Regions from separate parts of the Homo sapiens genome. Here regions 1, 2, 3 and 4 are each linked to region 5. The links are chromatin loops, found by intact Hi-C in ENCODE. Cell type or tissue: heart right ventricle. All regions are shown on one strand.

What was found. Hi-C counts contacts between places; a loop is a spot of excess contacts. Peaks named below come from ENCODE experiments on the same cell type or tissue, not always from the same donor. Only the 100,000 strongest peaks of a DNase experiment are listed, where the experiment ranks them.
Region 1: a loop joins it to region 5, with 2.6 times the contacts of the local background. A loop is called at or near these places in 31 of 110 quality-filtered maps.
Region 2: it touches region 5 in a loop (2.6-fold over the local background); 10 of 110 quality-filtered maps call a loop at or near these places.
Region 3: a loop joins it to region 5, with 2.1 times the contacts of the local background. A loop is called at or near these places in 3 of 110 quality-filtered maps.
Region 4: a loop joins it to region 5, with 2.5 times the contacts of the local background. A loop is called at or near these places in 22 of 110 quality-filtered maps.

Annotation. Positions count from the first base shown.
Region 1 is chr1:162,680,234-162,685,233 of GRCh38, reverse strand. The region is part of intron 2 of DDR2 (discoidin domain receptor tyrosine kinase 2); the gene reads right to left. Among named protein-coding and RNA genes, the nearest start is that of DDR2, 50 kb to the right of the region's middle. In heart right ventricle, no CTCF peak of the experiment used is centred here; no DNase peak of the experiment used is centred here; H3K27ac peaks cover 2,195 bases.
Region 2 is chr1:162,739,997-162,744,996 of GRCh38, reverse strand. All of the region lies in intron 3 of DDR2 (discoidin domain receptor tyrosine kinase 2), which reads right to left. Among named protein-coding and RNA genes, the nearest start is that of HSD17B7, 48 kb to the left of the region's middle. In heart right ventricle, no CTCF peak of the experiment used is centred here; no DNase peak of the experiment used is centred here.
Region 3 is chr1:162,754,483-162,759,482 of GRCh38, reverse strand. It overlaps DDR2 (discoidin domain receptor tyrosine kinase 2), which reads right to left. Exons shown (of 18, transcript NM_006182.4): 5 at 4,628-4,859; 6 at 4,180-4,327; 7 at 3,714-3,819. Among named protein-coding and RNA genes, the nearest start is that of HSD17B7, 34 kb to the left of the region's middle. In heart right ventricle, a CTCF peak has its summit at 2,766; no DNase peak of the experiment used is centred here.
Region 4 is chr1:162,690,379-162,695,378 of GRCh38, reverse strand. All of the region lies in intron 2 of DDR2 (discoidin domain receptor tyrosine kinase 2), which reads right to left. Among named protein-coding and RNA genes, the nearest start is that of DDR2, 60 kb to the right of the region's middle. In heart right ventricle, no CTCF peak of the experiment used is centred here; no DNase peak of the experiment used is centred here; H3K27ac peaks cover 3,332 bases.
Region 5 is chr1:162,630,343-162,635,342 of GRCh38, reverse strand. It overlaps DDR2 (discoidin domain receptor tyrosine kinase 2), which reads right to left and starts at 2,879. Exons shown (of 18, transcript NM_006182.4): 1 at 2,712-2,879. RefSeq lists enhancers at 4,032-4,131, 4,422-4,601. In heart right ventricle, a CTCF peak has its summit at 1,952 (motif pointing left); DNase peaks (open chromatin) are centred at 2,040, 2,902, 3,252, 3,702 and 2 weaker places; H3K4me3 peaks cover 4,022 bases; H3K27ac peaks cover 4,422 bases.

The sequences.
Region 1 (5,000 bases), 50 kb before region 5:
AAAAGCTTAGTATAAATGATTTCTTCAAATCCTCACAGCAATACTGTGAGATAGATATTGTATATTTTGTATATAATTATTCCAATCATACTGAAGAGCAAACCAAGGCACCCAATAGTTAAAAAACATGCCCCAAATCACAGTTAATGAAAGGTAAAATTGTGATTTAAACCCAGAAAATTTATCTCCAGAATTCACCCTTGTAGCCACTAGGCCGTACTATCTCACTAGCCCGAGAGGGAAAAGTTCTTGTGTCCCAATTCAAGTTTGAGTGTTATCCACATCTGTAGATTTCAAATTTTCCTGCTTTTTAAAGTGCAGATTTTCATGGTAGGAATCACATAAGGTAGCAATGGTGCTAAGGGTGCTATTCATGTATGTGTGTGTGTGTGTGTGTGTGTGTGTGTGTGTGTGTGTGTGTTGGTGGGTGTGTTTGTGTGTTTCTGTGCTCTGTGTATGTGGTTTTCAAAGCTCCCAGGACCCACACAATATGAATTTACATATAATCCTCTTTGGGTGGTTGGTTTGAATCATTTTAAGAATTTTCTGCCCACACAAGCACAAGTATTCTACTGGGAGACAGAGCATCTATCTTTGAACCACTGTTAAATTGCTGTAAAATCTCTTATTCACAGACTTCTCAGAAGTTCACATGGCCAAACTCTGAGCTTTGAGCAGTAGCAAACTCTAAAAACAGTTCTGCAAGAATGAGTCCCATTCTTCATGCTCCTTAAGGAGTCCAAATAAAGAATTAGTGGTGTTAGTTGGGAAGAAAAAATAAATTAATAAATTTCATGAAAGTTCTTGGCATTTGACTTCAGGTTTGCGGAGTCAGGGCCTCATGGTGTTGAGATGTGTTATTCACATCAACCAATGTAATAATTCTTTTGGTTTGTAGAATTCCTTATGCTTAAAAAAGAAAGATATTTTATCATCCTTGTCAAATAGAGGCTTGGAAGGAAGAAGGAAGGATGTTCCCTTAAACAGAAAAGAAAACTGAGATAGAAAAGTTTAAGTGATTTAGACCCAGAAAATCAAAGTTTTATAACTGGAAGAACTCACTTGTGCAAGGCCAAGGACCTAAACCTGGGCTTCCTGACTCTGAGTCTAGAGCTTTTCTGAAAAATAAGGCAACACAGAGGTGTATTTGTGTGGGTCTATTTCTGAATTCTTTATTGCATTCCTTTGATCTATGTCTGTACTTCTGTCAATACCACACAGCCTTGATTACTACAGCTATATAATAAGTCTTCAAATAGGGTAGACTGATTCCTCCCACTTAGTTTGTTTTAAAAATTGTTCTAGCTATTATGGTTCCTCAGCCTTTAGTCAAAATTTTAGAATAATCCTCTTTCTATCTATTTTAAAAAAAACAACGTTGCTGAGATTTGGGTAGGAATTATATTAAATGTATATATTGATTTGGGGAGAATTGCCATCTTTAGTATATTGTGTCTTTACTATGTCAAGTACTTCCATGAACATAGTATGTCTCTCTGTTTATTTAGATCTTTTTATTTCTTTCATCAGTCTTTGTAGCCTTCAACATACAAGTCCTATGTATGTTTTATTATATTTAAACTTACATAATATACATTACAAATATAATATATTTAAATGTACTTACACTTATTATTTTTGAGTGATTAAAATTAGCACTATATTTCTTATTCTGGTGTCAGCATGTTCATTATAGGTATGTAGACGTACAATTGATTTTTGTATCCGGTGAGCTTGTTGAGCCTGTATCCTGTGGTCTCTTATTAGTTCTAGGAGAATTTATTAGTTCTAGGAGAGTTTTTTGTAAATGTGTTGGTATTTTTTTCTGTAGGCAATCATGTCATCTTCAAATATAGTTTTATTTCCTCCTTTCCAATCTGTATGCCTTTAATTTCTTTTCTATAATGGCTAGAATTTCCAGTGCTATGTTGAATAGGAGTGGCAGGAGCAGATATTCTTGCCTTGATCCCTGTCTTAGGGAGAAAACATTAAGTCCTTCTTCACAAAGTATGATGTTAGCTGTAAACTTTTTAATTGAGGTAATTATTCTATTCCTAACTTGCCGAGAGTTTTTTTTAAGTCATGAATGAATATTGAATTTTGTCAAATAATTTTCTGCATCAATTAATATAATCACATGATTTTAAAATATTGAACCAGTCTTGCATACTTAGAATAAATCTAATTTGATATGATGTGTAATTCTTTTTGTACATGGTTGTATTCAATTTGCTAATATCTTGTAGAGGATTTTCACATGTATTAATATAGCTACTCCTGCTTTCATTCAATTAATGTTTATATAATATAGCTTTCTTCATCCTTTTTCTTTGAACATGGCTATATCATTATATTCAAAGGGGCTTCTTATAGAAAGCACATAGTTGGGTCATGTTTTTAAAGCACTCTGCTAAACATTGTCATTTTTATAAGTCCAAAAAAGTTAAACATCAGTAATTACATGTGTTAAACATAAGTAAATACATTGTTTTAAGCCTCAAAATGATATCTTCAAAATCCTTAAAATATGAAAATTTCACAAGTGAAGAAACTGAGACACAGAGAAATAGAAGTACTTGCCTAAGTCAGTATACCTAGGAAGCAATAGAATTGGAATTTGAACCCAATCTGGCTCTGGTATTCTTGCTTGCACCCATTATTCTTTGCCAGCCTGGGCTAGCCAGCAAGCAGAGCTGCCTCATTCTCACCCCTAGAATTAACTTTAGCACAGGCTATACATATTTTAATAGGGCCACCTACTCAGTGAACTCTAATCCCACTTGGGAGAGAAGTAAAGTTCCAGTTCACTGGTCAGGCCCCTGGCCTGACAGTACTTGCAGCCATGAATGCTGGTCATGACTAGCTGCTGTTGCTACTAGGTTTGGGCAGGCAGTGGGTAATAGTGCTCTCCTTATCATCCTAGAAGTTTTAGGCAGAAAAGTCCCAAATCAATGGCAGGCCAAGTGACTGGGGGAAAGTCCCTGGCCAGTTAAAAAAGGAGATGCATACTTAAGCCTGGGCAAACAGAGCAGCAGTGTCCAGCTCCAGTGAGGCCCACCAAGATAAACATGGACCCCCACCCTCCACTCTCACTGTGGGTTTCTCCAGGAAAGAGGTGGGAGGAGCCCGGGCAGGACACAGGACAGGCCCTTGGGTCTGGTCCAAAGCAAACACACAGACATGACCAGGGACTTCATGAGGTTATAACTCAAAGCTATCCTGTATTTGGTGGGAGTCACCTAAATGTTCCAAGAGGGACCCAAAATTTACCTTCTTCCTTTGAATGAAGCAGATTATACAATGAATCAGAGCAGAGACATGAAAGTCTATACACAATTAATGGCTCCCTTCTGCTGTGAACCTTCCTGTGCTGTGAACATACACTCTCTGCTATAAACTGAATGTTTGTGTCCCCTTAAAATTCCTATGTTTAAATCTGACCCCCAAAGTCATGGCATTTGGAGTTGAAGCCTTTGTGGGGTGATTAGATCATGAGGACAGAGCTCTTGTGGATAAGACTAGTACCCTTATACTAAGGACCCCAGAGAGTTCTCTTCCCCCTTCTGCCATGTGACAACACAGCAAGAAAACAGTTATCTCTGAACCAGCAAGCAGGCCTAACCAGACACCAAATCTGCTGGCACTTTGATCTAGGATTTCCCAGCCTCCAGAATTGTGAAAAATAAATTTCTCTTAATTATAAGTCACCCTGCATATGGTAGTTTGTGACAGCAGGTCCAACATACTACAACCCTATCTTACCACCTTCATCATCCATAAATGGTCTCTTGGGATTCGGGTAGGCCTGAGTGGCCTAATTAATGAAAAGAGGACACAATGCCCTGGTAAATTACCACTGTCACCAGAGAGGAGAGGACCTGGGTAACTAGCATAAAGAAAAACATATTTCAAAAGACTCTCAATCAATCTACAATTGTAGATTGTGTAACCCAACCAACCAAACTGCAGTCAAAGGTCATATAGATGAAATCTTCACCCTGTCCCTGAAAACCTTTCTCCCGTGTGTCAAGGCTGAGTACAGTGCACGTTAACAAGCTGATATGCCAGTGATCTATTTTATAAAAGCTAAAAAACAGATCCAGGAAGGTTAAGACACTGTCTCAAGGTCATCCAGCAAAAGGGGAAGCAGAGCCCAGGCTTAAAGTCTGGTTTCAATCTGGATCTTTTGGCTCCAGACAGCGTTCTCTTCATTCTACCATGCTTCCTCACAAAAACAAGCAGACGTCGATGTTCACGTCTCTATGGACACAACACTCCTCCCAGAAAAGAAGCCAGACTGACTTACCCAAAGATAATCAGCAAGTCCCTAACTGAAATTAAGTCTTCTTAGAAATGTCTTAGCTCCATAATTTCAACTTTATAAAAAATTGTGTTTTTATAGAAGAAGACTGGAATGTGTTCAGCTGATAGGATTATGAATAAAGTCCTCTCCCTCTCCCCTTAAAAAAATAGTCTTTAAGGTTGGGTTATATTATTTTCTTTTTCACCTTTTTGGTAAAGGAGTCCATTTTCCTAAATGCCATTCTAAAGATGACTAAGGTCATTGAACTGAATCCTAAATGCCATTCCAAAGATGACTAAGGCCATTGAACTGAAGTCTTCAACAAGAAAGAAATGAGCTGAACAAACCAGGAGGTATCATGTTACTCGACTTAACTTCAAAGTATACTGCAGGGCTGTAGTAACCAAAACAGCATGGTGCTGATACAGAAACAGACATATAGACCAATGTAATTGAATAGAGAGCCCAGAAATAATGCTGCATACTTACAACCATCTGATCTTCAACAAAATCAACAAAACCAAGCACTAGGAAAAGGACTCTCCATTCAATAAATGATATTGAGATAGCTGGCTAGCCATATGCAGAAGATTGAAACTGGACCCCTATCTTATATACCACATACGAAAATCAACTCAAGATGGATTAAAGACTTAAATGTAAAACCTAAAACCATAGAAACTTTGGAAGATAACCT
Region 2 (5,000 bases), 110 kb before region 5:
GTTGGCAAGGATGTAGAGAAACTGGAACCCTTATAAACTGTTAGTGGGAATGTAAAATGATGCAGTCAGTATGGAGGCTCCTCAAAAAATTAAAAATAGGACTACCATATGCTCCAGCAGTCCCACTTCTGGTATATACCCAAGAGGATCTAAATCAGCATCTTGAAGAGATATCTGCCCTTCCATGTTCATTGCAGCACCATTCACAAAAGCCAAGACATGGAAACAACACAAATGACTATCAGCAGATAAGTAGATACAGAAAATGTGGGATACACCTACAATGGAATCTTATTCAGCTTTAAAAAAGAAAGAAATTGGGTGGGGGGCTAGGGGAGGGACAGCATTAGGAGAAATACCTAATGTAGATGATGGTTTGATGGGTGCAGCAAACCACCATGGCACGTGTATACCTATGTAACAAACCTGCACATTATGCACATGTACCCCAGAACTTAAAGTATAATGATAATAAAAAATAATAATGAAAAGAACAAAAAAGAAGAAAGAAAGAAATCCTAACATTTTTGACTAAATGGTTGAACCCGGTAGAAATAATTCTAAGTGAAATAACCCAGCCATAGAAGGGTAAATATTGCCTGATTCCACATACGTTACATATCAAAAATGGCCTAAATCATAGAAACAAAGTAGAATGATGGTTGCCAGGAATTGGGAGGAAAGGGAAATGAGGAATTCATATTCGAGGGATATAAAGTTCGGTTATACAAGATTAATACGTTCTAGAGATCCACTGTACAACATTGTGCCTATACTTAACGATACGGTATATTACACTTAAAAACTTGTTCAGAGAGCAGGTCTCATTAAATGTTTTTACAGTCATCATCATTATGATTATCATCATAAGGAACTGACTGCATTTTAACCCTAGGCACTTCACTTGTCCTACCCTAGATCATGCCTTGCTATTCAGCAATAAAATGAACTATTGATGCATGCTACAACAACATGGATAAATTTCAAAACAATTATGCTTAATAAAAAAAGTCAGACCAAAAAAGCACATACTGTATGCTTCCATTTATATGTAACTTTAGAAAACAAAAACAAGTTAATCTATAGTGACAGAAAGAGATCAGTTGTTTCCTGGGGGAAGGAGGAGCGGCCAGAGGAATCATAAAGGGACACAAGCAACTTTTGGTAGTGATGGATGTGGTCATTATCTTGATTATGGTGATGATTTCACAGGTTTATATGTAAGTCAAAACTGGCCAACTTGTGCATTTTTAATGTGTGCAGTCTATTGTATGTCTATTGTACTTCAATAAAACTGTTTTTGAAATAATCTCTGGAGAAAGATAATTTTGAAGATTTTTGTGTATTATCACTTCCTTTTTCAAAGCCTGTGGCCAGGCCTTTATGTTCATTCACCCTAGGGGACATTTATGTTTACAGGGAAGAAAAAAGAAACTACATGAAGACAAAGAACTTCCTAGAAAGCCTGCCCTCAGAAAGGGACTGCAGGGTGGAGTAGAGGTGGCAGGGAGAAAGGCGAGACTTCTCTCAGCTTGGAGGGGTCAGAGAGAGGCAAATTTATAGTCCTAATAGGTACCAAGCCCCATTCCCAGGAAGTGCCCTGGAGAAGTAGCAAAAATCAAGGGAAAAAGGTTTCACGTGAGCATAATGCCCAGGCTTGGCACAGAAACAGCAGAACTACCTTCCCTAAGGAACATCATGGGCTTGAAGAAGGAGGATATCCACTACAACCATGAAGAACTGAAGGCAAGAGGGCCCTTCTGCTTGTATCATACCAAGGAGAACTCCTGGAGTCTTATCTCACCCTAAAAAAGGGAAAGATAGCTTTAGGCCAAGGATTAGCTGATACTTCCAGAAACTGCAATTAACCAGAATCATATGCAGGAAGTTTTGGCAAGAAACATGGCCATATACCCACAGGAACACTTCTATGTTCACCATCTGATATGGTTTGGCTGTGTCCCCACCAAGTCTCAACTTGAATTGTATCTCCCAGAGTTCCCACATGTTGTGGGAGGGACCTAGGGGGAGGTAACTGAATTATGGGGGCCTGCCCGTCTTTCCCGTGCTATCCTTGTAATAGTGAATAAGTCTCACGAGATCTGATGGGTTTATCAGGGGTTTCTGCTTTTGCTTCTTCTTCATTTTCTCTTGCTGCTGCCATGTAAGAAGTGCCTTTCGCCTCGTGCCATGATTCTGAGGCCTCCCCGGCTATGTGGAACTGTAAATCCAATTAAACCCCTTTTTCTTCCCAGTCTTGGGTATGTCTTTATCAGCAGCATGAAAATGGATTAATACACCATCAGATATAGTTTGGATATTTGTGCCCACCCAAATCTCATACTGAAAAGTAATCCCCAATGCTGGAGGTGGGGGCTGGTGGGTGGGAGAGGAGGTAGGGTGTTTGGATCATGGGGGAAGATCTCTCATGAATGGCTTGGGCCATGCCCTTGGTGATAAGTGAGCTCTCGCTCTAAGTTCACAGGGGATCTGGTCATTTAAGAGTGTGCAGTCCCTTCCCCGCCACCCCACTCTCTCTGTCTGGCTCCTGCTTTCGCCATGTGACATGCCTGCTCCCACTTCACCGTCCACGATGATTATAAGCTCCCTGAGGCCTCCTCAGAAGCCAAACAGATTCCAATGCCATGCTTGTGCAGCCTGCAGAATTATGAGCTAATTAAGCCTCTTTTCTTATAAATTGACCAGTCTTGGGTATGTATTTATAACAATGCAAGAACAGCCTAACACACCATCCACTATGATTTCCAAGTCAGTTTTGAATCAAGAGATGAACATATGAATGTAATATCACTTTGCCTATTCTTATCAAAAGTATAATTTCTCCAGTAGAGGTAATGTGTGCCACAGGTAATCATTATGCTTGAATCTTAAGGGCAAATCTGAACTGTTTGGGGATGAAGCAACAAATTCTCAAATTCCACTTTCTGAGAAGTGAAATTGAAGGGAAGAGTAAGGATGAGGAAACACTAACACAGGATGCTAATGGGGCCAAAATTTCCAATGGATGAGATCAATGTACTTTTTGAAAATCACACAAAGAAAATGGCCCTCTCAGGGGCCTGCTCTAATCCCTCCTCAACACTGATCTTACATGTCGCTGAGTGTGCTAAGTGTTTTAGTCCTTGTCACCAGTGACTTAATGAATAAAGAGAGGCTTCTGGAGGCCTTTAACCTGGGCTACATGCCCAGGTCAGTTTATCAGAACGCTCACATTGGCATTTAGGACCCAAGCCCAGCTACTAATAATGTAGAACTTCACTTACCCTTTGTGACTGTCACCTGTGTGTATGTCTCCCTCAGGCACCTCCTGGGGAGAAGATCTAGCTGTCCAAGGCAGGCATTCCTGGATCTTTTGACTGTAGTCCATGTCATAGTGTCCCTGATTGCCATCTTGACCCTGATAATAGAATTCTTAACAGTTTGCAAAGTGCTGTCCCATGGCTTATCTTTGCTTTACCCTTGCAATAACCCTATGTAGTTGGCAGAGTACACACTATTACTCTCAAAATATATACAGGTTGAGTATCTCAAATCCAAAAATCTAAAATCCAAAATCTGATGCTTTTTGAACACCAGCATGACGTTCAAAGGAAATGCTCATTAGAGCATTTCGGATTTTGGATTTGTGGATTTGGGATGCTCACCTGGGTAAATTTATATTATATTATATTATATTATATTATATTATATTATATTATATTATATTATATTACATTACATTACATTATACTATATTATATTATATTATATTATATTATATTATATTGTATTGTATTGTATTATGTTATGTTATATTATATTATATTATATTATATTCCAAAGTCCAAGAATTCTGAAATCTGAAACACTTCTGGTCCCAAGCATTTTAGATAAGGGATACTCATCCTGTATGAGGAAACTGGCAGAAGGCCCACAGCTATTAAGTAGTAGGGATTGACGTAGATCACATTCTGTATCTCTATCCAAAGTTTGTCCCAATACACCAGACTTTAACCTTTGCTTTAACCAAAAGAGTGGCCTGGTGCAAGCCGTGTGTCCCAAGATTCCAGGCTGCCACAGAGGCATGTAGCTTAGTCAGAGAGCTGTTCTCTAGTGTCTTCTCTCTCTTCTGAAACCAACGCTGTGTTCAGAGTCCAGTCCTATCTCCAACCCCATTTGCTTATTGCTTTCCAAACCCATGGTTTATTTTAATTCCTATATTTATTAAATAATTCGTTAAGCAATTCATTGGCCTTGCGGGAATACAGTGGTAAACAAAACAAAGTGCCTTTTGTCACTGAGTTTACATTCTCATGTGGGGAAACAGCCAATAAAGCAAATAAATATATAATGTGAGAGAAGATGGCAAGTGCTGTGAAGAAAAAGTATGCAAAAGGAATAGGCATTCTTTTATATAAAGAAATCAAGGTAGGCTTCTTAGATAAGGTGACTCGGAGCAGAGACCTGAGTGAAGGAAGACAGCAACCAGGTGACTCTTGCAGGGATGATGGTTTATGCAAGGGGAACAGCAAATGCAAAGGTAAACTTGAGGAAAAAGCATGCTTGTTGTGGAGGTGGTTTGAGGTACAGCAAGGAGGCAGTTTACCCAAAGTGAAAAAACTAGTTAAAGTTATTATGCTAGCATTCTCCTTTTCCAATGTAATGAACTTGTACTCAACAAAAGCAAGCATTTTGAGGGGAGGATAGGGCCAATTACAATGAATGCCTCCTTTCTCTGATTTCTCACATTTTAAATATCTTTCTTATACTATTAGATACATACTGCTTTGTAATGTACCACGTGTGAGTCCTATCTCCCCTGCAGGTGGCAAAATTTTGAGGGGAATAAAGCCACTGTATCTTATTCATTTTTATTTCTCAGTGCATATTGGGGAGAAAATAGGTATTTAAAAATATTTATTTAAAAAAAGAGGTAAACTTTAGAGATAGATGTAAATAAGGAATAAAGATAACATTGAGTAAAATACAGACTCCCTCCA
Region 3 (5,000 bases), 120 kb before region 5:
TTATATACTGAATATGTCTTCACATAATGACTTAATATTATCAAATGCATTTGATGAACTAATTCATAGAGTAAATGAGGAAATGGATAAATGCATAGAATGAATGCTACCATACATAGTAGCACTTGCCCCACTATCATATAAATGTTTCCAGAGCTTGGTGCTGACTCTCCTTTAACTACATATTGTCATTGTTCAGTGAATCAATTTCAGAGAATCCAGTCACACTCTCTTCTATTCCACATATCCAACAACCCAGTTTGATATTAAACTAAGGGGGAAAATACAAGCTCTAAATTTAAATAATAATTTCTATTTAATTCTAATTAAATTTGTAGGATACTAGACCCAGGAAGTAAGATGCAAGGATTTCATGAGAATCCCAGGTATTGGATTTAGTTTTGTGTTCTAGCTTAGCAGGCTTTTTTGACTTCTGAGTAAGAGGCTCTGTTTTAAAGGCTGAGTTTTCCAGAAGCCTGACTGCTGGATGGAATATAACTGCATGTATGCTTATTTGACTACTTAGAGAACACGAAGAGGCTCCTTCCTTCTTTTTATGGAGGGACAGAGCAAAAACCATCATGTGGAACTTCTCTTTCCTCAAGCTCTGCATCTCAAGCTCTGGCAGATATGACACAAATTTCCCAAATGACGAGATTGGGATACTCACCCTCAAGCAATAATTGGTGTGACCCTTGAGGTTTAGAGCTAGATCAATAATATGTAAAATTTGTGAATCGCAAAAAATAAAAAAATACTAAGGGTGATTATGCCAGCCTTTTAAAATATATTTAATCATTGAAAATGTTTGGTAAATTATAAAATTTGACTGGCCTTATCCACAGTGACCAGAGCCTGGATCTCCCTTCCAAGGTTTTGCCATCTTTTTCTTCTCTCTACAGATCAGAAAGCTAGGAGAACGTAAGTTTACTTGCAATAAATATATTTCCCATTATCCTCAGAAAAATAAATCCCAGGAAAGTTTTATGAAAAGCAACAGAAATTAAAAGGAATGCCTGTTCAGTTCCCCCTTGGTCAAAATTAAATCAAGTGAAGAAGGGATAAGAAAATAAATGTTCAATATTTATATACTTTAGAGTTATTAAAATCACCAGTAAGCATATATTATTCTTGAAATTGTTTTAAATTTAAAAAGTAACTTTTGCTAATATGACTATTTCCTGAGACTCTGATGTCATCTCTCAGTGGCTGAGAGGATCTCTTCACTCAGCCACCTCCACCAGATATTTCATTACTTCAATTATTAAATGAAAGCCAATGATGTCTACATTTTTGTAATTTTTTTTATCTTTCCCCTGGAGTTAAGAGCCATAATTCCGGCTACCTTCCTTATTTCTCTACTGAATGTCTTCTCAGTCTCACAGACCTACACTCCAAACTAAATCCATCATCATCCCCTACTGAACTAAGTCTTTCTCCTTGGTTTCCCTTTTCCATAAATTATACTTCTCTTCATAGTAATGGAAAATGCTTGGCGCAAGGTAAGCACTCAAAATATATTTGTCGAATAAATAAATGTCATCCCCATTGTTTCAGTCACTTAGACTGTCAAACTTCATCTGACCCTTTTTCTCACCCTACTGTTTTGCCTCATACATCCAATCAGATTTCAAACATCCTAAATGAATATCTTTTCCTCATTCCCCACAGTCACGGTTATGGCCTTGGTCATTAATTCTTTTTACTTGGCAGAACTAAGAGTTTTAAAATGTTCCTCATAGCCTCCTCATTCCATTCCAATCTAACCTTTGCATGCTGCTTGATTAATCTGTCTAAAGCACAGCTCCAATCATGTCCTTCCTCAGCTTTAAAAATCTTCAATGACTCATTACATTAATGATAATGTTTATGAAGAATAAGAACAGCAATTTCTCCTCTTCCTCCTCCTCCACTTCTTGCTCCTTTTGGCTTTGACTTCAGGTTCCTTCAAAATATGGCATAATCTGCTTTGTTTTGCTTCTCCTGCACTACTTTGCCACATAAATATGGCCCGTGGTTAAATAAACTGTTGATTTCTCCCAGACAGTCCCCTAAACTTTATAACCATGATTCTTTTTTCCTCATGCTATTATTCCCTCTGCCTAAAATTCCATTTCAAGATTCTGCACCTGTGAAAGTACTACCCATTCTTTGGGACCCAGTTCAGATTTCATCTGTTCTACCATATCTTTACTGGTCCTTCAGTCAGAAAAATGATAATCAGATAACAACTTATATGTGCATAGCAATTTATCTTACGAAATGCTTTTCACACACATTTTAATCCCTTAAGCCTTGTAGCAAACAGAAGTAACTTTTATTATATGAAATCCAGATGTTTTCATCCCCATTTTTGTGCTTTCCTACTATAGTTTACTTTTTCCTTTGAACCCCAGAGCAGTCATAGGCTATCTCTTGCTCATATACTTGAATCATAGTAACTTATATTCTGTTTTAGCCCCTACTCCAAATTGTGAGCACTTTAAAGGTAGGATCAATGACTCCATTACCTTTGAATACCTAACATGCCTGGCCAAATTCCTTGTATATAGTAACAGTTGATTAACAAAGGCTTATTAAATTAAACTGAATTCGGTTGATCTCTGATTTCCTCTGTGCCTTGAATACATGCCTGTTGGGGTGTGACTGAGCGAAATTATGCCAAGACCGTTTAAGCAAAAAGGAAAGAACAGTGATTAAGAAGATGGAAAGGAAGTGACTAGGAGTAGAAGAGTGGATGAATCAGGTCTTCACCCAGGGGATGGCAGCTAGAGGGCAATAGTTCATTCTCCACACCTAAGCCAGTAGAAGGCTGTAATTCCACACTCCCTTCCTGAGACTCACTAGTATCTCCTTCTCTCGAGCCCTGTCAACCTCCATCATCTGGTCTGGTCTTCACGATGGACTGAATTCTCTCCCAGGCTCACTTTGCAGATGCAGACCAAGCTTAGAGAGAAAAGTGTTAGTGTGGGCTAGAAGAATGGCAAGGCTTAAAGGCTTGAAGTGAAACAGTATAGGTGGGAGCATCCTGTACCCAACCCTAAGTTCCTACTATATCTGGTCACACTTCTTTGCCATGGCACTCCTTTGATCCACTTCAGGCTTATCCATTGTTCCATTCTGTTCTTCTCAACTCCAGCTTCTACTATAGCCAGGTCAGTCTTGCCTTCAGCCCTGCTTCCTTTCTTCTGCTACCTTCTACCTACCTTCCTCTGCTACAATTCTCATCTTAACCTAGAACTTTCCTTGTCTATTGTAAGTCTTACTAGTCCCCTTTTTACAAATTTCAAAGCATTTATATGTATAAGGTCTATTCTTTCTGACTTCTTGACTTGCCCAGAGTATTATACTTATTACTTCAATTCTCTGGCCCTTTGTTTCCATAAGTAGGTCAATATTTGTGTCAGACTACATGTCCTGTTTTGAGGGTCAAAAATATGGCTATTATACTTAGAGCCATATCACAAACTTTAGCCATTACTTTGTGTAATTGATTGTTTTCTGGGTAATTAACTTGTCTTCCCAAACCGGGCTTTAAGTTCCCTGGAAATAAAGGTCATGTGTATTCCTTCATCTAAATTATTTCCAAATGCCTTGTACAAGAACTAAATAAATACTGATTGGTTGATTGATTATTGATCCCAAGACATGATAAAATATTATTCTTTCTTAGTGGCCAATTTCCCATTCTAATAAAGTTTCCCAGGATTTACCTGTATCCAACAGCTCCATCATAGACAGAATCATTCAGATAAATGATGGAACCTCCAGGGAGTACAAACTGCTGCCCAGCTGGAGCATTGTAAGACACCAAGCCATCTGCAAAGGAAACACAGCCAAGTGAGTGCCTACTGCTCAGGCCCATTACCTCAGGGAACTATGTGAGTTTCAAGGGTATAAGCTTGCACAGCGTGTCCAGCAGGACTCCATCTGGACACCGAGGGAAGACTTTGGAGGAGTGCCCCTCCATGGCAGTCAACGTAATGACTCTGAATGCATGACTCAGTGTGGGGCCCTAAGCCCTGGGTTAATGAGCAATGCTTCTGTCTCTATTCTTCCCAAGAGGGCATCACCATTCCAGGAGTAACTGATCCCATCCCTTTCTGATTTGATTGCCTTCATTTCCCAGAAGTTGGAGTTTTTAATAAAGTCTATAGGCTTCCTGGGCTAGTGACCTACCTAGCCAGACACAGCCGTAAAGCTCCACTCTCATACACACATTCATGGAGTGGTCGGTGACTGGAATGAACCGGACAAATCTGGCTACAATGGGCGGCTCCAAGTCCTTTAGGAAAATGTCATAGGGGTTACTATTTCCATCCAGCACCTGAGGAGAGAGAAGAGAATGAGTGAAGAGGTGGTATTAAATCATGCTCACTTTTCTTCACCCCACCACGTTTTTGATGGACTCTCTCTTCTTAATTCGAGGAGCAGAATGCATCTACTCTGCTTTCCCCACAGCCTTGATATTCCTTCCCTGCCTCCCTCACCCTGGGTCACACATTTACAAGGGCATGCCTGGTCTGTGGACACACATATCCACACAGAAAACCTGTACCCTTCTTCTCCTAGCCTAAGTCAAAATATGGTCTTGGACATCCAGGATCTGGATGTCTCTTCTTCCTACCTGTTTCCCATGACGGTTCCGCCAAGAGATCCAGCGAGTGCCATCCCGACTGTAATTGATCTTGTACATGGGGGCAAACTCGATGCCATGACCTCCTGCATGGCGCCCCTGGGTCCCCACCAGAGTGATAAAATGGAGGGTGTGCAAGTCAATCTGCAGAAACTCCTTCAGGTCATCAGGTTCCACTGGAATCTCAGGGCACCAGGCTCCATCCCCTTCTTCTGAGTCCAGCCTTGAGAGGTGAGGGTTGGGGAGAGAGGGAGCAACCATGAAACCACAGAGCTGTTTACTGGTTCACAGGCAAGCAGCTGCCCTGTACTGAGGGGAGAGAGCAGGCTGTCCTTATAAACATTTTGGGTTCTTGCCACAGTTT
Region 4 (5,000 bases), 60 kb before region 5:
CTGCCTGTAATCCCAGCTACTTCGGTGCCTGAGACACAAGAATTGCTTGAACCTGGGAGGTGGAGGCTACAGTGAGCCAAGATCGCACCACTGCACTCTAGCCTGGGCAACAGAACTAGTCTCTGTCTCAACAAAAAAAGAAAAAAGAGCTGCTTTATTTTCTGACTTGTCTCACCAGCTTTCCCATCGTGTTAAAAGCTTTTGTGTCTATATGAAGGGACTGTAATAAATTGGAAAGAATGTCCACCTAGCACATCAAAAACTTGACAAAATTAATAAAGTTGAATTCAAAATTTTTTTTTTAGCAATTAAGTCTAAATTCTAGAACTAAGTCACAGTAATGATATTGCTCCACAGCCAAAGCAAGACATTTGGATTTCGACATTTGAATATTTTTCACGGATACATTCAAAATTCTCTGAACAAAAATTTTACATGTGATTGAGTCAAATAAAGTGGTATTAAAATTTGAAAGATAATGTTTCTGTGTCTGAGAAATTATGGAACACAAAATTACCAGGAAAAACAAAAACAAAACTCAAACACAAAGCTAGTCTGCTTTTTTGTGAGTTGATGAATAATGTTTTGACTGAAAGATATTTCTATCAGTTACTAATAAAAATACTTCTAGATTTTTGACATATCACAGAAATGTAGCTCAACATGCATTCTTTTTTTAATATTTATTGAGAAATTTCTAAACATCAGAAACTTTGCTAAGCACTATGAATAAGTAACATAGTTACTTCCCACATGTGTCTTAGAGTTTCATGGGAGGCTGGAAAAAAGAAAAATCAATGACAAAATGATATGACGGGGCAACGATAGGAGAACACAGGGACTTGGCCAAGGTTTAAGGGACAGGAACAGCTTCCCAGACTAAACAACATCTAAGCTGAGATCTAAGGGATGTGCAAAACATAAAATGAGGAGGTGGGGGAAAGAACTCCACAGGTAGATGCACCCTCATAAAGAAAGACCCAGAGACTAAAGGGCCTTTCCTCAGAGGGAATGTGGGAAACATGGAATCGCCTTGGTGTGGCTCAAGCACGGAGTGTACGGCAAAGCAGAAAGATATGAGACCAGTGAGGAAAACCAAAACCTTGTAGGGCATTTACTCTGAGAGCAAAGCAGAGCCACTGGAGGGCTTTTAGGCAGAGGAGTGGCATATCCAGTCAGTGACTTAAAATCAGAAGAGAAAAAAATGGAAACGGGAAGGCAGAGTTAAGAAACTATTACCCAAATAGGCAACAATGGAGGGGATGGAGACAAACCAGGAGTTTGAGACCACCCTGGCCAACATGGTGAAACCCCATCTCTACTAAAAATACAAAAATTAGCTGGGTGTGCTGGCATGTTCCTGTAATCCCAGCTACTCGAGAGGCTGAGGCAGAAGAAGCGCTTGAGCCTGGGAGGCAGAGGTTGCAAACTATGAGAGATTTAGCTATGAAATCAAATGGATCATGATTTGATTCAAATATGAAGGTGAAGAAGAGAGAGAGAAGCCAAGAATGATGCTGAGTTTCCTGCTTCGGAGGCCAAGGATCCCAATGCAGGGCCTTTGCGCTTACTGCCCTCTCTGCCTGGAATGTTCTTCACATACCTGTCAGCCTCCCTTACTCACTTCATCCAGGCTCTGGCTCCAAGGCTGCCTGGTCAGAGGTCCTCTTCGACCACCCCATATAAAACAACACCTAGTCAGTGCCCAAACCCTCAGCCCAGCTCCATTATTCTTTATCCTCTTATCCCCTAATACCACTTCAGAGTATTTCTTATCCCCTGACTTGTTATACATTTGTCTGTTCAAGGACCTTGCTGTCCCCTTGAGAATGTAAGCTCCATGAAAGCAGCAGTTGTTTCTATTTTGTTTCACTCTCAGTACCTAAAATAGTTCCCGGCACATTGTCACTCTCAAAATGTCTTTGTTTGATGAATAAACTCATAAAGATAGAAAACGTCAAAAGAAAAACACAAAGGCGGTTCAGAAACACTCCCTCACTTTCCAGCACTAGTTCTAATACTTTCATGCAGAAGCTCCTTTGCTTTTTAGCTAATAAAAATGTAAGATATACAGAAAAGTACACAAATTGCACACGTAAAGCTCAATGACAAAGTGAACATACCTGTGTTATCACCACTCAGGGCCAGAAATATAACAACCTCAGCAACTCAGAAGCCCCCAACACAGCCCTCCCAGTCACTAACCTCTTGCTCTTCCCCAAAGGTATCAGGTAAACTGATGTCTAACCTCATATAGTTTTGTCTGTTTTTGAACTTTATATAAATATAATAACTCCATTTGTTTTCTTTTTTGTTTGGCCCCTTTCGCTCAAAATTAGGTTTGTGAGGTTCATCCATGTAGTTCTATGGAGCAGTATGTCATGCTTTTTCATAGTTTAAAAAGATTCCACTTCACAAATAGCCTATAATTTATTTTTTACTATTGATGAATGTCTGGGTATTTCCAATTTGGAGCCATAACTAATGATGCTGTATCAACATTCCAGTACATACTTTTAGGTAAACATATGGATATACATTTTCATTGGATTATAGCTAGGTCATATCATATGCTGGGTCATAGAGTATGGTCAGATTATATGCTGGGTCATAGAGTATGCAAATGTTCCATTTTAATAAATATTGCCAAACTGTTTTTCAAATAGGTTATACCATGTCTGATTCTTACCAGCAGTATACATTATTTCCCACTCTTTCAAGTCTTCAACAATGCTTGGTAATACAAGTCTATTTGGTTTCAGCCACTTTAGTGGGTATGTAGTGGCATCACATTTCCCTAGTGACTGAGGTAAAGGTGGAGTGAAGGCAAGCTTCTTTTCATGTCATTTGGATATCCATTCTTGTGAAGTTCCTGTTCTGGTCTCTTTTCCCTTTTCTTGTCTTTTTCTTATTGATTTGTGAGAGGTCCTTACATGTCCTGAATACAAATCCTCGATTGGTCATAAGTGTTCCAAACAGTTCCTCTGACTCCATTGTTTGCCTTTTCCTTTCTTAACAGTGACTTTTGATAAACATAAATTCTTCACTTTAATGGAATTCACGTGATCAATCTTTCCCTTTCTGTCAGTGCTTTCTGTGGCTTGGAGCTGTTGTAGGAAGCATTCATAAAGAAGGATGAGTAGAGCAGGGAAGTGGAGGTGGAGGGAAGGCACTTTCTAAACGGTGGTGGGAGGAGGTGGGTGTCAGCCAAGGCAGGGATGTGCTCTCAAGACTGAAAACACTGGGCTGGACTCACTAGAGCAGAAGGTTTGTGTCAGTAAATGTGGGAGAATGTTCAGCCAGGTAAGGTGAGGCTAGACTGCACGGGACCTTAAGGCAGGCCAAGGCATTTCCCCATGACCTGAAGGCACTGAGGATGCTCTGAAGGTCTCTGTCTCCACCCACCTACAGGCCTTGCCTGTCTTTGTTTGCAGCCTACCATGTGGATATGCCCACCGCAGAATTGAACCAGTGTCCCTTGTGATACCTTTCTACCTTCTACATACTTCTATTTCTGTCTTTATCAGACTGCATGGCAATTTATGTATCTTCCAATCTAAACTGACAACTTCAAAAGTAGATATTGGTAGCAGAATGCAAGTTCAGTTTGTACAGGCTCATAAGAGCTGATTATTAAATTTTCAGGGCTTCTGTGAGCCAATTGACACCATGTTGGTAGCTTGAAATCAAACATGGCAAGAGTATTTACTCAATGGAAATCAGCAAAAGGTACAAATCAGGGTACCGCCTCCCCACAGAGCCAGTTGTACTTGCCAGCACGTCACTAGACACTGGTCTTATTCATCTCTATATTGCTGTCACCAAGCACAGCGTTTGCATCAATGTTTGTTGAATTAAATTGCATTTTTTCACACCTATCACTCCTTTTAGGACTCCACATAAATAAATTCTTTGAACAATCATTATGAGAATCCTGCTCTCTGCTCCTTCAGTACAACCAGACAGTAGGTTGCATTCCTTTGTCATGCACAGTGAGGCCATCCCTGAGAGTTTTCAAGGGCATTTGTGAGGCAATTAAAGAACACCAGGCAATGCACAATTAAGGGCAAGGCAGGGTGTTGGAGTGGCCAGTCCTTCCAGAGCCCAGTCCTCAAGAGATCTTTACAACCTGGCTGGTGCTCCTAAGAGGTCTGTGAATCTCATGAGATTCACAGAGTAATAGCAGCCCAGGCACTTCCTAGAGCCAAAAGCTCATCGAACTCACAAGGCCACTAAAGGAGCAGCCTGTGGGCCCGCTGTGTCAGGCACCAGGCATGTCCTTTGTTGTTCCCTCCAAAAACAGGATGGGGAAATGTCAGTTGGTGAGAGAGCTCGTGACTCACGACTATACCCTGGGGGGGAAAGAGGTTTTCAGTAAAAGGAATGAGTAAAGTTTTATCTGCCATACAAACCCAAGAGCCAAAACTTGGTGAAAGAATGAATACAAATTAAATAGACACAACTCCAGCATTTCAAAGCAATTAAAAAATATAACTGTAGGTCCGTTTTTAGAGCAAGAATACTATTCCCATGATTCTTAACCGAAAGAATGCCCAGGGCTCAGAGGGCCAGCGCAGGAGAATCTCCTCAGGAACAGGCATGAGGGCTTGTGTGATTCAAACAAAAATTACTCACTATTATAATTGCTTTAATTTATTTTTAGTCATGGTTATTTACTCAGAAATTTCAAATAACATTAGGGAAGGCATAACTTTTTATGTTTATAAAAAGATGTGTGGGTTTTGTAAAGGATGAGAAACATTCATATATTTTAATTCTCATCTTTTACAGATGAGGAAACTGAAAATCCATCTGTAAACTCTACAGAAGCATCGAGGAAATCTATCTTATCACCCGTTATGTATCTAGTACTAACAATGCCTAGCACATGGTAGGTATGCTGGAAAGAGCTGCTGAATGAATCAGTAAATAAATGAATGAGAACCCAAGAGGAGATATGACTTGGCCAGTGTCACACATGTTGACATTTTGGCAGAGCT
Region 5 (5,000 bases):
AAAATGGTGTGACATGAATGTATGGGGGGTGGCCGCTCCAATTTTTTCATGTGTCTATTAAAAATGCAAATACATGGAAAGGTTTGAAGTAAATTCACTGTGTGTGATAGAGAATTCAGATGACTTCAAGACTGGGGAGCAATTATACAAGAAGGAAAGAAAAGTGCGAGTTCACAGAGTGGCTAGGGGAGAATAAGCAGGTGATAAGGTCCTGTGCTTGGACATGGAGACTCTGTTGAGGAATCTAAGTGAAAGGCATTCCGGAAACACCTTACCCACTTCCCTTACATTTAAGGTTTCTAAAGCAAATGGATCTTACCCAGAAACAGAGGCTGAGGCCTCCCCACTGCAGGCTGGCTCTCCACCCCCACCCCAGGAGCAGCAGCCTCCCTTCTGACTGCAGGCACAGAATAGGGAATGCCAGGGAAAGGATGAAGGGAGATGTGCCTGCCAGTGACAAGAAGGTCCTGGGTCAAGGATCTGCCCTCAGCTAGATACGAAGCTCCTCAAATGTCAGTCTTGTCTGAGGAGCAATCAGGGGACTGGTCCTGACTAAACACTTCCTTTTCAGAGACAGGGGATGCTTCACCAAGCACAGTGTCCTTCAGCCTGCACTGCTTTGGGCAAGGAATCATATCAAACCAGGCCAGTGGAGGAGAATTTAAGAGACAGAATTTAAGACAGAGCCCTCAGGAATATTCCCCCGGGAGGGAGGAAGGCCTGCTTCCATTCAAAGGAGATGGGCACTAAGACTGAGGCCACCCATTTCAGAGTTTCACACACATCCAAATCCATCTGCCCTCCTGCCAGCATCAGCACCAACTGCCAGACCCAGCACCACAGGGGCTGCCTCATATGACGTTCTGTGTTTACCGATCCTAATCGAAAGAGCTGATATGGGTAAGCCCTTGATAGCCTTCAGCATGCATGCATGTCCAATACCTCTTGCAGCAATCACACTGAAAGGTACTGCAATTGTTCCCATATAATAAATACAGAAGTCAAGGTGCAGAAAGGCAAAGCAACTTTGCTAAGTAGTAAAAGGTAGAGCCAGAACTTATCCTGAATCTTCTGACTCTAAGTCCCAGGCTCTTTGCATAACAAAGGTAAGTATATACCAAAGACCCAGAAATCAACCCCACATCTGATATCCAGACAAATGTTCAGCCAAGTGCAGAAGTGGCCTCTGAGAGAGAATCCATACTGCTCCCATAGCCTGACACCTTCACCTCCTGATCAGCCAGTGAAATATGGAATTTGACCCCAAAAGTAACCAAATGCAAGGGAGATGAGGGGAGTATCATTGAATAGTGATTCCAAGCATAGGTTTTAGAGTCAGATATACATGAGTTTCAAATGTATTAGCTACCTTTCCTTGAGCAACTCATTTCGCTTCTCTAAGCGTTAATGTCCTTACATGTACGATAGAAATAATGCCTTACATAGCTGTGAGAGTCAATCAAATTATGTATGAAGAGCTCTGAGCATGAATTATGTATTATTTTGAGCCTGCTGCATAGAAAATACTCAGAATTTAGCTTCTTTTTATTTTACACACACACACAAATATAACCATAGACATCATTAGCTGATGAGCCGCCATTGGCGTCCTCTCTATTACTGATAATTAACGTCCTTGTGGTGACTTGCTCATCATACTGCCTCTATTGTCTCAGCCAGAATAAGCCTTAAAAAGGAAATGAAAGCAGAGGTATGGAGTGGAAAGAACACTGGACTAGCAGTAGAGAGAATCTCAATTTCATTTTCAGCTCCACTACAGATGTGCTGTGGGACTTGAACAGGTCGGTCCCCTTCCTATCATTTTTTACATCTGTGGAGCGAAGGGGTTAGATGAGAGGCCTAAGGCCCTTTTCAGGACTCTTAACTCTGTGTTGTAGGAAGCCAATGATCGGCAAAATGGTGCTGAACCCCCTACTGGCTTGAACAGTACGAACTCTTGCCTCAAATGGCTGGTCTGAGAGTTTCAGCCACTGGGAACAGTTCTCTTTCCCTTTGGATGGGACTCTTGAACCTAGGCCAGGACTCAGAGGTCCCAAATGAAAACAGCCCCAGTCATTCCATAACAAAGGGAAAGGCACCCAGAGCCAGCGAGGAGATGAGTCTGGGAAGCTGTATTTCACTGTCACAACTGAAAAATCTTCCATGCACCCAGCCTCCCCCTAGCCACCCCAAATCTCAGGGGGAAGCCACCCCTCATCCAAAGTTACCCTTCTCACAAGTAAATCAGCAACTCCCCTGAAAAACAAAAAGTGCTTGGTCTACACTATCTCCAAAACTCAGGACCTTCTAACACCACTACTAAATGTCTAAAAACTTAGCTCTCCTGCTCTGCCTTCTTCATCCTGAAACTAACTCTGCAATCGGCCTGTCTTGCCTGCCAACAATTTCAACTCTGCTAACACTGTTTATTGTATCTTGCAGCTGCTATAGATTCATTTATTTTGCTTCAGGCTTCTTTGGTTATTACTGCTCTTTATTCTTCCCTTCATAGCATAAATCCAGACCCCCAAAAACATGGGATCTGATTTCTCGAGTCTGTGGTGCCTCATTACGTTCCCTTCCTTGTCTGACTTAAAACGCCCTTCTGTTTCCTTTTTAAAACTTTTCCTGAAACACCAAAAGAAGTATATGCGGAGCTTTCATTTTCAAAAAAGAAAAAATAATAAAGAAAAAAGACCCACATAACTTACTTTCATCCAGGGGTGCACAGTTTTGGAAAGAAGAAAACAGAGCTATAATCCACTGCGTTTCCCCAACCCAAAAAGAAGAATTTGTTGTGAAACGCTTCTTTTTCCACTTTGCTGGTGAAGGAGCCCGGTGGTAGGCATACATCCACAGGCTGATGCAAGATGCCTTTGAGAGAAACCTCACATTCTGAGGATTCCTGGGAAAGCGCCAGGGATCCCAGCATCCAATATATTGCACATTTGGTTTCAATTAGGAAGGGGGTTGGGGAGGGAAGAAGGAAAGTCACCAATCAGAGCTGTTTTCTGTTTGGAGACTATTTCTTTTGACCCAAGGGACTATGGGCAAAGCTATAATTTACAGCAAAACCCATTCATAGAAGAAAAAATATGTATAACCATAGGACAGACTTAAAGACACCGCTCCCTTCTGCCTTATTCCCACCCATATCCATCTCCACTTCCTTCCCCTCCATCTAAGACTTGATCCCCTTCCTGTGATCCCCACCCCCCCGCCGCCTACCCCACACCTCATTTTTCTTACTTGAGCTGAAGCTATAAGCAAAACTTAAAGTTTGGAGTTTTCCAATTGAAGCTTCCAGGACAGTTGGGGCACACACGCGGAGCTGACCTTTAGTATTTTGACCATGAAAGCCTAGAGCTGAGCTCTCCCCCGAAAGATTTGATTTAATCCCTTCCCACCACGGCTCCCCCCACCAAGAAAACAACTGGAAACTGCCAGAATCCAGGATTCCTATTTTTTTCCACTCAATTCCCAGTTGGCTGCTGCCTCTGAGGGTCTGTTGCTGTCCTGGATTCATGCTGCTAAATGAAAACACAAGCATTTATAAGGACTTTCTAAATTATTTTGTGAACTTTTTTTTCCCTCCTTTATCTTCTCCCCGCTTCCACAGCTATAGTCAGAGATCATGTGAAAGGGGCGGGTAGGCAACAGGGGAGGAGCCTTCACTCCACTCTCCAAACGATAACTAATAACCCTCTCCATCCATCCAGGCTCCAGCCTTAACCCTTCAGAGCCTGGATCATTCCTGACCAAGCCCACGCTGGGCTGTTCTGGAGGTCCTGATTCTCCGTGAGTATGGAGAATGCAGGGCAAGCAGGGACCCAGGGGCAGGAGATCCAAAGAGAGAGGTAGATGGCAAAAGGCAGGTCAAGAAGACCGAGCTTACCTTTGAGAGCCAGACTTCTTGTAAAGAGACCTCCTTTCTCTGAGCTCTGGAGCTATCACCAGCTCTTCTCTGTTTGTAGTTAATCTGGGATTGCACAGTCTCCAAGATGAGCAAGAAAAGAAGTGAGCAAACAGGAAAGGGAGGATGGAAAGAGATCATGGAGGAACGTTCCCATAGTAAGTTAGGGGCAGGAGATGTTTCATAAGGGGAATGGAAAAGCGCACACACACACACACACACACACACACACACACACACACACACAATGAGGGTGGCCATGAAACTGAGAGCTAGTGTTGAGTCAGTGTTAAGTCCCTAAAAGTCTCATAAGCTCAGCACCAGTCTGAGGGTCAGAAAGCAGCCGTTAACATCTGTGCCTCACAGCTGTTACAGAAAAGGACACGGAGAACATGGGAATGGTTCAGAGGGCAGCCATGGAAATGATTAAAGGCAGCAAGCAAGACCTTAGAGAAAAAACTAGAACTAGGGTTAGTTTATGAAGAGAAAAGACACTGCAGAGATCAACTTATTAAGAAGACTCTTCAAATAACTTACAGCATCTGAAGTCAGGCCTGAGGGTGACTCAGGCCAGACATGCAGCTCAACTCAATAAATATGTGTTGGGCTCTTATCAGGCACTTTACTGGGTGCTTGCCAGAGACAACTAGAAATCCTCCTCAAATGTCCATGCCTGTAGTAGTTCACCTCTTTGGCATTACTATAAAGAATGTACCAAAAATACAATCTGTGATTTCACAGATTTGGTGATACTATAGGTCAAATGTGGAAAACAGTAACAACTTCATAAAACCAGACTGAGCCTGATAAAGGACAGGGCCTGTACATATAGGTATGTGTTTTCCTTTTTCATTTTAAGGTGGTTCTACTCCATAGGTGAGATTGTTTTTTCTCTGTGTATGTATAATTAGAACTCAAGTTGTAGTCTTAATTGAGCCAGGACTGAGCCAGTGATGTAGACTGCAAAACCCAGACACACCTGGGTTTGTCTGAGGCGGACTAGGCAGTCAAGAGTCTATTTGTATATAGACCAGGACACTTCTGGGGAAGAACTCACTGAACACAGAAAGGACCAAGGGATAAAAGT